Linked DNA regions of Homo sapiens: all the other regions are linked to region 1. Evidence: chromatin contacts called from ENCODE Hi-C or POLR2A ChIA-PET data. All regions are on one chromosome and are shown on one strand. The core of a region is the stretch at or near the end of the contact, and the rest is flanking DNA. Distances in the headings are between cores, read along the strand shown.

What was found. A loop is a pair of places that touch in the nucleus more often than their neighbours do. ChIA-PET counts read pairs that join two places held with the same protein, here RNA polymerase II (POLR2A). Pooled maps may share reads with other maps.
Region 2: a map with no recorded cell type shows a loop between it and region 1 (2.5-fold over the local background). The contact joins two enhancer-like sites. A Hi-C loop is called at or near these places in 5 of 37 single-sample maps with no recorded cell type and 6 of 50 pooled maps.
Region 3: a loop to region 1 is called in a map with no recorded cell type, with 11 times the contacts of the local background. The contact joins two enhancer-like sites. A Hi-C loop is called at or near these places in 18 of 37 single-sample maps with no recorded cell type and 5 of 50 pooled maps. POLR2A ChIA-PET finds 5 or more read pairs at or near these places in 1 of 52 experiments (activated naive CD4-positive, alpha-beta T cell).

What each region holds. Positions count from the first base shown.
Region 1 is chr2:36,238,295-36,242,368 of GRCh38, reverse strand. No RefSeq gene overlaps it. Among named protein-coding and RNA genes, the nearest start is that of CRIM1-DT, 120 kb to the left of the region's middle. Within about 2 kb of position 1,733, at least 3 of the 41 ENCODE cell types and tissues checked have a DNase peak (open chromatin) inside an H3K27ac peak, as active enhancers do.
Region 2 is chr2:36,401,828-36,405,773 of GRCh38, reverse strand. All of the region lies in intron 2 of CRIM1 (cysteine rich transmembrane BMP regulator 1), which reads right to left. Among named protein-coding and RNA genes, the nearest start is that of CRIM1, 48 kb to the right of the region's middle. Within about 2 kb of position 1,298, at least 8 of the 41 ENCODE cell types and tissues checked have a DNase peak (open chromatin) inside an H3K27ac peak, as active enhancers do.
Region 3 is chr2:36,057,870-36,061,907 of GRCh38, reverse strand. No RefSeq gene overlaps it. Among named protein-coding and RNA genes, the nearest start is that of CRIM1-DT, 300 kb to the left of the region's middle. RefSeq lists an enhancer at 2,083-2,132. Within about 2 kb of position 2,032, at least 3 of the 41 ENCODE cell types and tissues checked have a DNase peak (open chromatin) inside an H3K27ac peak, as active enhancers do.

The sequences.
Region 1 (4,074 bases), core at 484-2,983:
TATGTTTCATATGATTATTTGTGGGATTAGCTTGTATAATATAATTACTAGTTCACATTTCCTTTAAAGTCTCTCATGATTTTTTTTTCAGATGGAGAATTATATTTGGAGTATGGCAGATTTTAGAAAAATTTGTAAAGAAGGAATTATCAGTTTCTGCTTACTGTAGATACCCATGCCCTCCTAAATTTGGAGAGATCCTCACTCCATTTTGGAAGCATTCCCTTCTGAAATTGTCATGTATTGACTCTTCACTATCTCTCCCGGTAGACGTGGTAAGCTGCTTGAAGACTACATCCTATTTGTCTTTGCGTTAGCAGCAATGATCACAGAGTGTAGGACATAATAGGTACACAATAATGGTTTAATGCATGAATAAATAGTTATCAGGAGCCCCTGCACCAGTCTTACAATCCCAGCCCTGGTATTTCATATATTGGTGTAAAATCCTAGTTACCCAAATGCTTCTGAAATTGCTTGTTTCTTCCTAACCCATGATAAGATCACTCAGTTCTTTACTGATAGATGACTTCCCAATTTCCATTAGGATTTTCTCTGAAATGCATCTTGCTTGCTGGGGCACTGCTAACTTCCCAGGCCTTGCAGGCCTATTATCCAGAGACTAAACCTTGCTCCCACAGAGACCTCCATCACTAGCCTGAACTCTCTGGGGTTAAATAACCCTTCAGATTATGTTCCAGGGTTATTAGCGATACGAGAGTCTAAGCAAGTACTCTTCATTTATTTTCCTCCAATCCTGCCTACATTTATCTAACAAATTGAAAATATTATTCTTTCCTTTTGCTTATTGTACCTCTGGAAAATCTGCCAGGAAGAATTTAATAGACATTAGACTGGGGTTCATCCTTTAACAGCATAATATTTATTTCTTCACCTGAAGGTTAAGAGGGTTTAATCTTCAGAAAGAACTATTAGTTTCTACCTCCTGCAGTACAGTTGGGAAGAGGTTTCAATTCTAATCTGGGAAAGTTAAATGATGGGAATGGGTGCTGGTCATATTTCTTTAAGGATGGGCTAAGGGACTCGTACCCAGAAAAAAAAGTCTCATAAAAGTAGGTTAGAGTTCCAAGTGTTCTAGCTCTTTCAACATATGTCATGCTGCTGCCTGGGCACATATTCTTCTGATATCAAAACTGATAGTAATGTCAAAGATACAATGTGTTTTTGTGGAGGAGAACAGTGAGTGAAGTTTGGGTAACAGGTGTAGGGATTCAAGTCAGAGGAATAAGAGAATGCCACTTATGCCTCTTAAGCTGTAGCCCAAGCTTAGTAATAATCTCCTTTGAGTGTGTGTGTGTGTGTGTGTGTGTGTGTGTGTGTGTGTATCCATAATTTGAACAGTCCCAGGGTGTGCTGTGGCTTTATTGGGGAACCAGAAATGCCGAGCCCTTTTCTTGAGGTTAAGAGCTGCTGCAGAGCTGTTGGCCTCAGATAATGTTCTGATCTGGGAGACAGAGAGGACCTTCTGCTTTCACACCCAGGATCTCATTTAGAGAGTAATGTTCAGTTTCACCCCAACAATGTGCTCATTGCTGCGATTTCCAGCACTATTAATATTAAGGAACTTGTGTTTGGGGGTGGGGTTGGGGAGGGAGGAAAATAATTGGCAGGCTGAATATGCTGATCTTTTCACACACTCCTCTTTTGCTTCCTCTCTGCGGCTGCAGTTGGGTTTGCTTGCTGTCTCCACCGAGCTGACGTGTGATGTCTGCAGCGCGAGTCAAAGCCACCTCGCAAAGGCAGCCGTGTTCCCTGCCTTGACATCTCATCCCTCGTCCTTACTCAGATCTCGTCAGCCTACACGGTCTGCTCCTCCAACAGCTAATAGCGAAATGACTGCGGGGAAGGCAATGACAGCAATCGCTGTTCAGCATTTATTTTACCTTTGATTTTTTGCTGCACATAAAATTCCAGGCCTGAGCTGCGGGGCAGACATAGAGGAGAGTGCGGGGGCTTGGAAGAAGGTGGGACTCTGAAATCTGCCCCTCCTCCCCCTTCAGTACAACGTAATGTGAGCTGAGTGGTCTCTGGCAATGATTTAATGCCTCCTTTGGACATTTGCCGGTTAACATAGCAAGATTGACAGTGTGCATCGTGAGTTGTATGTAGCTACCAAGGCTCAGAGGCTGTATATTTCCCTATCCTGCATGTCATTCCTGAGACCTTTTATAAATTCAGAGGCAGGACAGCAAGCTAGGCTCCTACCATCATCTGTGTTCTTGCTTCTTTATTGTTCTCAGTACCAAATGATATTCCACAGCACCTGCTCATACTGCTTAGTGCCATATAAGGAGAACCAGGTAGGAACACATGCTGCCCTGCCCTCCAGGAGCTTGCAGTTTAAGGCAAATACCCAGACAGAGACAAATGTTATTTCTGAATCTTTTTCCTCTCTGTTACTTGGCAAACAGCTAGTGATATGGTTTGGCTCTGTGTCCCCACCCAAATCTCGTCTTGACTTGTAGCTCCCATAATTCCCTTGTGTTATGGGAGGGACTTGGTGGGAGATGATTGAATCATGGGGGCAGTTTCCCCCATACTGTTCTCATGGTAGTGAATAAGTCTCACGAGATCTGATGGTTTTATAAGGGGTTTCCCTTTTCTCTTTGCTCTCATTCTGTCTTGTCTGCTGCCATGTAAGATGTGCCTTTTGCTTTCCACTATGATTGTGAGGCCTCCCCAGCCACATGGAACTATGAGTCCATGAAACCTCCTCTTCTTCATAAATTACCCAGTGTCAGGTATGTATGTATTAGCAATGTGAAGATGGACTAATACAGCTAGCCATAGTGGACATATTACACAAACTTCATACTCAAGAGCTTCATCCCAGTCCTGTCTTGGTCATTTAATAGCTTTGTGACTTTGGGCAACTCATTTAACTCTTTCGAGTCCCAACTTCCTTATCTGTAAAGCTGTACAACAATGAAGCCTATGTCCTGGTGTTGCTGCGAGATTAGACATAGTGTTTAAAAACCAAGCTGGCCTACAGGAAGAGTTTAATTTCTGGTAGTTGACATTTTGGAGAGTGAATCTAATGATAAGTGCATGGGCATCGTCACATTTCCCGTGATGTGTATGGATGGATTTGGAGCTCTGAATAAGTACAAAGGAATTGTTTTTGAAACGTGTCACTTCACATTGCCAGTTCTCTCTTCCTCCTCATCTGTATTTTTTCCTGTTATTGAACCAATTCATGGAGCTAGCATGGAATTTCTATTAACTTACTCCACATAGATATGACGCTATCTGGATAGGTTAGCCTGAACATAATTTCTCAATTAACTAAATTCTGCTTCTAAGCGATTTACAGCATAGTGGTCTTTTCATTCATTCCCTTCAACTTGGGGTAGTAATGGATGCAGTTATTGCATTGAGCACTCACGGAGAGTGGTCTACATGGATACCATTTTTCTTTTAACAAATAATTTGCCTTTAAATATAATGTTCTATGGTGCGGTTATGTATGTAATAATTTGTTGATAATTTTTTATTCATATATACTAGGATCATCCATTATAATCTAATTGAAAAACACTGTTACAGAGCAAATGACAATTACGTTTGATCCTTTTGTTTAACCAGTTAGTATAAGCATAGCTTATACTGGATATAGTTCACATGGAATGATTGATAGGTGAGGTGAGATTATTTTATATCAAATCTTGTAACCAATCTTGTAACTCCACAGGCCAATTTTCTATTACAGGCTTGGGTAGACGCTCCTGCAATTTTTTTCTGAGAAGAAAATGATCCTGTTAATGTAGTCTTTTTGTTCTTGCCTTTAGACAATCATCTAACAGTTTTTTATACTCATATAGCTCTTTGTATTTTTCAAAGTCCTTTCTCTTGAATTCCGTGATATGGATCCCATTTCTGGTTTCCATCTCCTTACCACCATATATAAAGATAAATGCCAACTGCCCAACGACGTGAGGGAAAAGTGGGGATAATTCTTTGGAATGTTAAGCATTATTCCTTCAGGGCTTGACAATCCAGCATACTGTGAAAGCATAGGGCCATTTTTGGAAGAAGAGAAGGAAGATGGAATTT
Region 2 (3,946 bases), core at 49-2,548, 160 kb before region 1:
ATGTATAAGATATGCTTTTTTAAAAAAACAATGAAAGAAGTAGTGGAAATCAAAATTAGGTCCAGTGACTACTTGAAGATATGATGTTCTCTGACACCAGCACAACAAATCCATTTCTCTGTGCAGCGAAGTCGATTCACATAAACACTCTATAACTTTTCTACTCAAACTGTGGTGAAAATGGGCAGCAGCAGCTTCTCCTGGGGCTTGCTGGAAATGCAGATTTCCCTAGCCCTAGTCTAGTCCTAGTTAAGCCAGCTCTCTGTGTGACCATCAAGCTCTCTCAAGTTTGAGAAACTTAGGAGACACCCTCAGTGCATGATACCCAGGCTCCCCATGGACCTTCAGCTCCGTATGGGACAGCGGGTAGGGGCAGAGCTGGGAGCCTCTGTCTTCCCTGTACTTATGCAATGGCAGCAGGTTTCTTGCTACAGCTGAAAAGTGTCTCCATGAAGCGGTTCTAGTGGCAGGAACATTAAGAGGAAATTCTGTTGCACTATTTCAAAGGCGGCATGAATGCTAATACTCCCAGCTCCACCAGATCACATTTACTTGGGTGTTTTCTGTGAGCATTTTCTCCCACGCACATAAAAAATACCCAAAATGCTTTTGAGAAAAAAAGTTATATAAATAAAAAATGGCATAATATTTCTTTCTAAATACTAAAGATTTGTTTACTGACAAACATTACAGATGACATAAGATTTACAACATTTTATTAGGCCACACACAGCACAGGGTTGTACTACAGCCTCTAGACCAAGGACGAGGTAACAATCGAGAATAAAATTTAGCACGTACGCTTTACTTGTGTAAAGAAAAAAAGGAAGTGAAATAAGTGAAATGTAAAAAACTAAAAATGGAATAAAAAACTCATGATATTACCATTTCCTTAGGTAGCACTGAAATAGTAAATTTAGAGTACAGGATAATTAAGTTAATGATCTGAGGCAACTGTTATCTGCGCTTTTAAAAATGAAAAGAAAAAAGGCTATAAAACAGAAGTCTTTGTGTAAAAATTAGTTTCATTTCAGAGAACATAGCCATACAATGTAAAATCAAAATATAAAAACAAAAAAACAAAGCAAGCTCCCATAGTATATTGAAAATGTGTTGCAATTTAGGTCATTTAGAAAATAGTCCTCAGGTAAAAGCAAACTAAATTTGCCCTAGTGAATCTGAGGTGTAGTGGCACATGGCATGTGCTCAATACATTCTTTTTGAATGAATACATGAATAAATGCATGAATGAATCAACAATTAAAGCAGCTCTAAACTGAAAGCGGTCGCCTCGGAAGGTACTTGTAGAGAATGCTGAGTACCTTCTGGACTGAAAGAGTCTATGACTATAATCCTATTTCTTGACCTCTCTATCCAATTACTTAATCATTTCAGTGCTTCTACTCTGAACTAGCCCTAATTCCAGGTGTGGGTCTGACCAGCTCTACTATAGTCAGATACTTTTAAAGGCTTTTTTGAACAAGGGAGTATAAATTAGTCAACCAATCAATTAACAATTAATTAAAATAATGTATTCCATTTTATACATCTCAATATCATGGGCACTGGCAATTGTGTTTTAGACTTTCACTTGGCTAACAGTAGCAACCCTTGGATTTTCTTCTACCATGCTAACAGAGGAGTCACTTCCTGTGCCAGCTTCCCTGCACGGGGTCCTTTTGTATAAGATACACTTGGTATCACTCTTGGTGTGTTAACATTGCCAGTCACTTTTTTCCTCCATTATGCACATTACTGTCACATTAATCTTCCTAAAAATGCTCATACTCCTCACATCATTTATGTACTCAAAAAGTCATTAGACACCACAGTCTCCCTCAGAGGGTGACTCATAAATTCTTATCTCCAGCTCAGATCTCTCTCTGAGTTCCAGACCTGTAACTCTCATCCTCCCCTTGATTCTCCATAGATACCTCAAACATAACCAAACAGAGTACCTACCTCATCCAACCTCCCACAAAGCTGCTCTCCTTGTATTTCACATTCTAATAAATGACACCACAATATATCCTATCATCCTCCCAAAATCTATCCTGACCACCTCCTCTCCAGCATTTATCTTGATAATAGTCCTCCCACAATCTGGAAGTCTTCCCTTTCTTCATCCCCGAAAGTCAATCAGCCACTGAAGCCCACTGATTTGGCCTCCTTAGTATCTTCCTATCTGTACCTCTCTGTCCGTCCTCTCTTTTCTATCCAAGGCTGCTCTTAAACTCTCCTTCCCTTCTGCTGAGCCAATCAACAAATTTCTCAGAGTTGGACCCAATTCCTAGTTCCTCCACAAAACCTTCCTTGATTTATCCATCTTATGAATGCAACACGGTTCTTATTTGTCCACTCAATATAAAACAATGATGTATAGTATCACACGCCAATTTTTGATTGTCTATTTTTTCTCTATATAGAGGAAATAATTCAAAACAGCCAAAAATCATAAACCATTCAACGTTCTCCAAACGTTTTCAGCTAAAACAGAGGAGAATTATCTAAAGCCCTAAGTGTCTTCCTCCTTTTGCAAAATGTTCACTGTGCAAGCAGCACTAGGTTCCACATATTCTACACCAATCTAACCCATGTGATGTGTGATGCAGCAATGATGAAAACACATTTTATGGATAACACAGACACCTCTTCAGCCAGTTTCTGCCTGGTGATAAATCACTGCAAAGTAGGTTATTCTTATTTTTCTATACAAACTCCTGATGAGGTTATAACTTTTTCTGGAGAGATTTGACTTTTCTCAGGGATATCTCTTTGTAATTATACACCATAGAGCATGTATGTATGAATTCTACTTAATGAGTTACTGAATTACATTTAAAAATTGCTTGTGACAAATAGTTCTATGTGGATGTCAAATTTAATTTGCCCAAAACTCCTGGGTCCTTCCTAAATCTGGTCCTCCCTCTAGTAAAGGGCACTACAATTTGCTTAAACTCCACATCGAAGAGTACTCTTTGATTTCTCTTTCCCTCAACATCCATATTAACAACTCCTGCTAATTCTATTTCCAATGGTATCTCGAATGCACCTAATTCTCTTCATCTCCAGCTCTCAGGTACGAGTCCCCATTATCTCTTACATGAACTACTAAAAGAACCCCTACCAGCCAGCTCTGTTCATACTCTTACATCTCCCTACCCCAACCAGTCTCTTTTTCCACCATATTCATCTTTTAAAAGACAAATCATGTCAAACCTTTGCTCACAATCCTTTAATGGCTTTCCTGTGTACTCATCACAAAATCCATACATCTCATCATCTTCTACAAGGGCTCAGGTGGTCTGGCCCTTACCCCTCCCTCCCCCCCATTCTGGTCACGCTGTTTCTTCTTGCTAGTCCTTCAACACACCAAGCTTGTTCTCTCCTTAGAGCTTTTGCAGTTGCTGTTCCGTCCATATGGAATTCTCTCTCCTCAGGTCATCATAAGGCAAACTCCTTTGGGCTTTGAGATTTCAGTTTGGACTGCCCTTCCTTCATAGAATATGTCCCTGAGGTCCCTGAATACAGCAATTTTCCAAGTAATTCTCTATCACAGCATACTGGTTACTGTTTTCCAAAGCTTTTATCATACCATATGCTATTTTCTTGTTTATTTATGTATTTACTGCCTGTGTGACCATCAGGCTCTCTCAAGTTTGAGAAACCTAGGAGACACCCTTGGTGCATGACACCCAGGCTCCCCATGGACCTTCAGCCCTGTATAAAAATGTGGGTGGGCACAGAGCTGGGAGCCTCTGTCTTCCCTGTACTTAGGGGATGGCAGAAGGTTTCTTGCTACAGCTGAAAGTGTCTCCATGCTAGAGTTCCGGTGGCAGGACTTCAGTCCAAGTCCCCCTTTGGAGTTAAGCTCCATGAGAGCTGTATCCTCAACAACTACAACAGTGTCACGTATGTATCTGGCATTTCATAAATACTTGCTGGA
Region 3 (4,038 bases), core at 783-3,282, 180 kb after region 1:
TGTGGACAGAAGAGAGTAGGCATGTAATATACAATGTGGCATGAACTGAAAGTGATTTAGCAGTGAAAACTATTTACTTATTATTTTCCCTGCCACCTCCTCAACTGATATGCTGCATTAAAGATAAGCTTGGGCTAATCTGCTAGGATTGATAAAGAGTTTTCCAATTCTGAAGACTGCATCAGAGCCTCATTCACTAGCATTTACAAATTTTAGATTCAGTATCTCAAAATGTGCAGGGAGTGTGGGAGATGAAACAGATTGCGGAGGTGGAGTATTGCTTGAATTTTGTCAGCACAACAACTAAATAAGGGCATAAGAAGAGAGAACCACTGTCAAACCATTCAGTGATATACAGAAACTCAAATCTCTATATGTCAATCTCTTGGCATTTGGCACAAAAATTATTTTCTAGTGGGCTGAATCTTTCATTTTTTTAAACCAGATGTTTTAGAGATGTGTATTCCCAGAATTAGACTAAAGTTTCCAAATATCATTGTAGGCTTTCTACCAACTATTATTAAATATGTCATTATTCATTTATTCACTCATTCGGTTAACAAATGTGTATTGAGCACTTAACCAACAACTATTTCCAATGCTGGAGATCTGCTGGTGAATAAGTCACACTGGTCCCTTCTGTCTTGGAGCTCACACTCTGAATAAAAGGAGCCTCCAGGGGGGAATTTTTGTTCTGAGAGGATGCTTGATAAGCTAACCTCTAGAAATACTCTCTTCTCTAACATTCTATTTGGTAGTAATCTGGGATAGCCAGCTTTGCATGCATAATTCTATTAATCCCTAATTTTGTTGAGTACTTTATATTTACTCTAAAAAGTAGTTTTATATGTGTTTTCCCATTTGTGCCTAATCTGCTCTTTAATCCATTTGTTGATTTTGTAATTTCAGTTTTTAAAATATTTGTTTGATTTTTTTCTAGAAGCTTTATTTAATTCTTTCCCAAGTATGTTTCATTATTTTCAGTCTACTGTTTCTATTATACTTGAGACAGATACTTTAGTTTTTATAACTGCATTAAGGATAATTATTTAGGCTACCCATTTGATAATCCTAATATTGGCAGTCTTTCTGAGTCTGTTGTTTTTGTTTTCTGTGAACACATGTTTTATGGAACATAACCTGTAGGAGTTTTTTTGAGGACCAGTTTTAAGTTGCTTTCCTCTAAAGTTAATTTTCTTTTGTTTATGAAAAGTAAACACTAAGTTCAAACTAACTTCTAAGCTTTATATCCTCCCCACTATACTAGTAGTGTATATTCTGGCTATAACCCAAGTGAGTTCCAGTTTGTAAACATAAATTTTCAGGGAAACTTTTCTACCTCCCAATTTCTTTCACCCAGAGTTGAGATGAGAGCAAGTGTCCTCCTTGTCTTCTTTAACAGACTCCCCGCCTTGGTTTATCTCCTCTCACTGAGGTTCTTGTGTTCTGCAGGAGCTGGCTTGATGTGAGATTGTCCTCTAAAGCTGTAACATCCTTCCCTCAGGTCTTTACTGGTTTTTGTATCATCATGCTTCAATTCGGGTGTTACCTCTTTAAAAAGTTCTGCCCTGACTGTGGGAAGTACACTTCCTGGTCATGTGATCCTATCTTATTGTCTTTATGCCCTTATTCGTTCCTGACACTAGCTAGTTATCTAACTGATTAATTTTTCTATATTTTTGTCAACTCTCCCCATCAAGACTATCAACCCCAGGAGTGTGGGGCTATCCTTTTTTGTTCGTTGTTGCTTCCCCAGTGCCAGAGATGGTGCTTGGCCCTGGAGGAATTTATACTGAATGATTAAAGGGCCATAAGCTTTGGCTGGTTCTTAGTTCTCTCCAAAGTTTAAAGTCCTGTCTGGTTCTTAGCTCTCTCCAAAGTTCATGAAAGAAGTATGAAGAAAGAAAGAAAATATGAAGACTCAATGAGTTACATATGAGATGTCCCATGATATACTAGGGTGTTGCCTCCTCTTCCTTTCCTCCTTTTCTGGTCTTAGAGCTAAGTTTCTGTTCCTCTTTCTATCTCTTGGTGGGCTGATCTCAGTTTGTAACTTTGACCTATAGCAATAAACCTGCAGCTGTGCTTACTTGCTTACTTGCTTTCTTATCTCTTTATGGCAGCTTCCATATCTGATCCTAGGTCCCCAACTTGAATCTTCCTGTTTTTGACCCTTGCTATGCTTTGCCTTGATCCTCCCTCATTAGAAAAAAAAAAAAAAAGTAAAAAATAAATTTAAGAGGAAAAACAAAAACAAAATCGGCCTTTTTGTCAAATACTTTAAAATACAAGCATATTCATTATTAAAGCAGCATAATCTCATTTAAGCAAATGCTGAAAATAAATAGAAATATAGATAAAAAAATCACTACAGTCCAGCTACCTAGTCACAGTTACCGTATATTTCTTTTTACACATGCTTAGTTTTATTTTTATACAAGCTTAATTTTATTTTTCCCACTATATATATACAATTATAGCATATATACAATTTTGAATACTGATTTTTAAAAATTGTTATTTTATCTTTAAAAATGTGTTTAAATATAATCTGTGATGGCTGTATAATATTCCAGCTAATGAATATATAGTTTGCTAAGCCTTTGATCTATACTGAATGTTTGCACTGTTTCATAAGTCACATTTTAATAAAAAATTTGTAGACCTATTACATGAGTCAGATCATGTATCATGTTGAATCACACCCCTGGGAAGTGAAACAATCTAGCAAAATCTGTTACTAGTTGAGGCCAGAGTTGCCTGTGGGACACTTTTAGGGAACTACCTGGGAGGCAGGCTGAGGACTGAGATGGTCACATATGCTGAGCTGACTGTGTGAGACATAGGCATATGCAGAGAGTCTTCCTCTATAAAGATTCATTTGCGAGATGCAATCACAGAGTACAGTAGAAATTCATTCTTCGGGGCAAGGGAAACATATCTATACTTTCCTGAGCAAAATTTTGTAGTCTAGACAAATTCCAAAATTCCAATCTATTGTAATGTTCAAATGCAAATAAAACTAAAACTAAAAGTAACTGCAAATTCCTTTTTTTGTCACTAGTAAGATCCACAAGTGTTATGTTCATACTTGCAAACTTGTCAAGGAATGCAACATTTTAAAGTAACATTACTTCTGTAACAGGGACATCATTGTTGCTTGAATGTTCATTTAAAAAGTAAAGATTTATGATTCTTAAAAGTGTGAGATTAGGTTTGGCACTGATTCTCCTTTGTGTGGTACATCTATTTCAGTGACTAAACTTCATGGGAAGCACATTGTGAGAGTAAGATTAGATTTGTTTATATTTATCTTGGGAATGTTCTTAAGGGTGCCATAAGTAAACATGAGTTCTTAAAAATGAAATCATTTTAGTATTTCTCTGAAGCTCTGCTAAAAAGTAGAAAAATTAATTCTAGAGAAAGCAATAATTTGGTCCTGATGGACAAAAAGGAATACAATTATGTATTATGAAATATCTTTGCTATACCGACACGGAAGTGACATCATATTCCTTTTAAAATACCCTTCCGGAGTAGTATAAATGAAAACATATTTCCTTCTGACTTCTTTCCTTTTCACTGCACTTTACCCTGGCTTTGGTCTTTCTGCTCTTATCTGCCATTTCTTTTGTCCCTTCTTCTCCCCTCAACCCTGTCACTTTGATCTGCATTTCCTCACAATCTCCACTCCATTCTTCTTTAATTTGAAACTTCCTGCTTTATTTCTCTAGCAGCTTTATTCTACTGCACTTGAATCCTCTCTTTGAGTCAAATAGTCACATTGACTGTTAAAAAGGAAAACAATGTCAGATGTTGCCCTCTGCCCATAAAGAACAAAAACCACAGATTGAAGTATTAAAAACTTTTTTCATCTTAAGAAGAGTTTTGCTAGATGTCTTTGACTGGTGTTTTTTTTTTTTCCATAGACTATCTGATTTTGAAGAATAAAAAAAGATGGTAAAACATAGTACTGTTTACACTTATTGATATTTTTATTTAAACAGCTTCTCATTGAGTGAGTAAACTTACAGATCT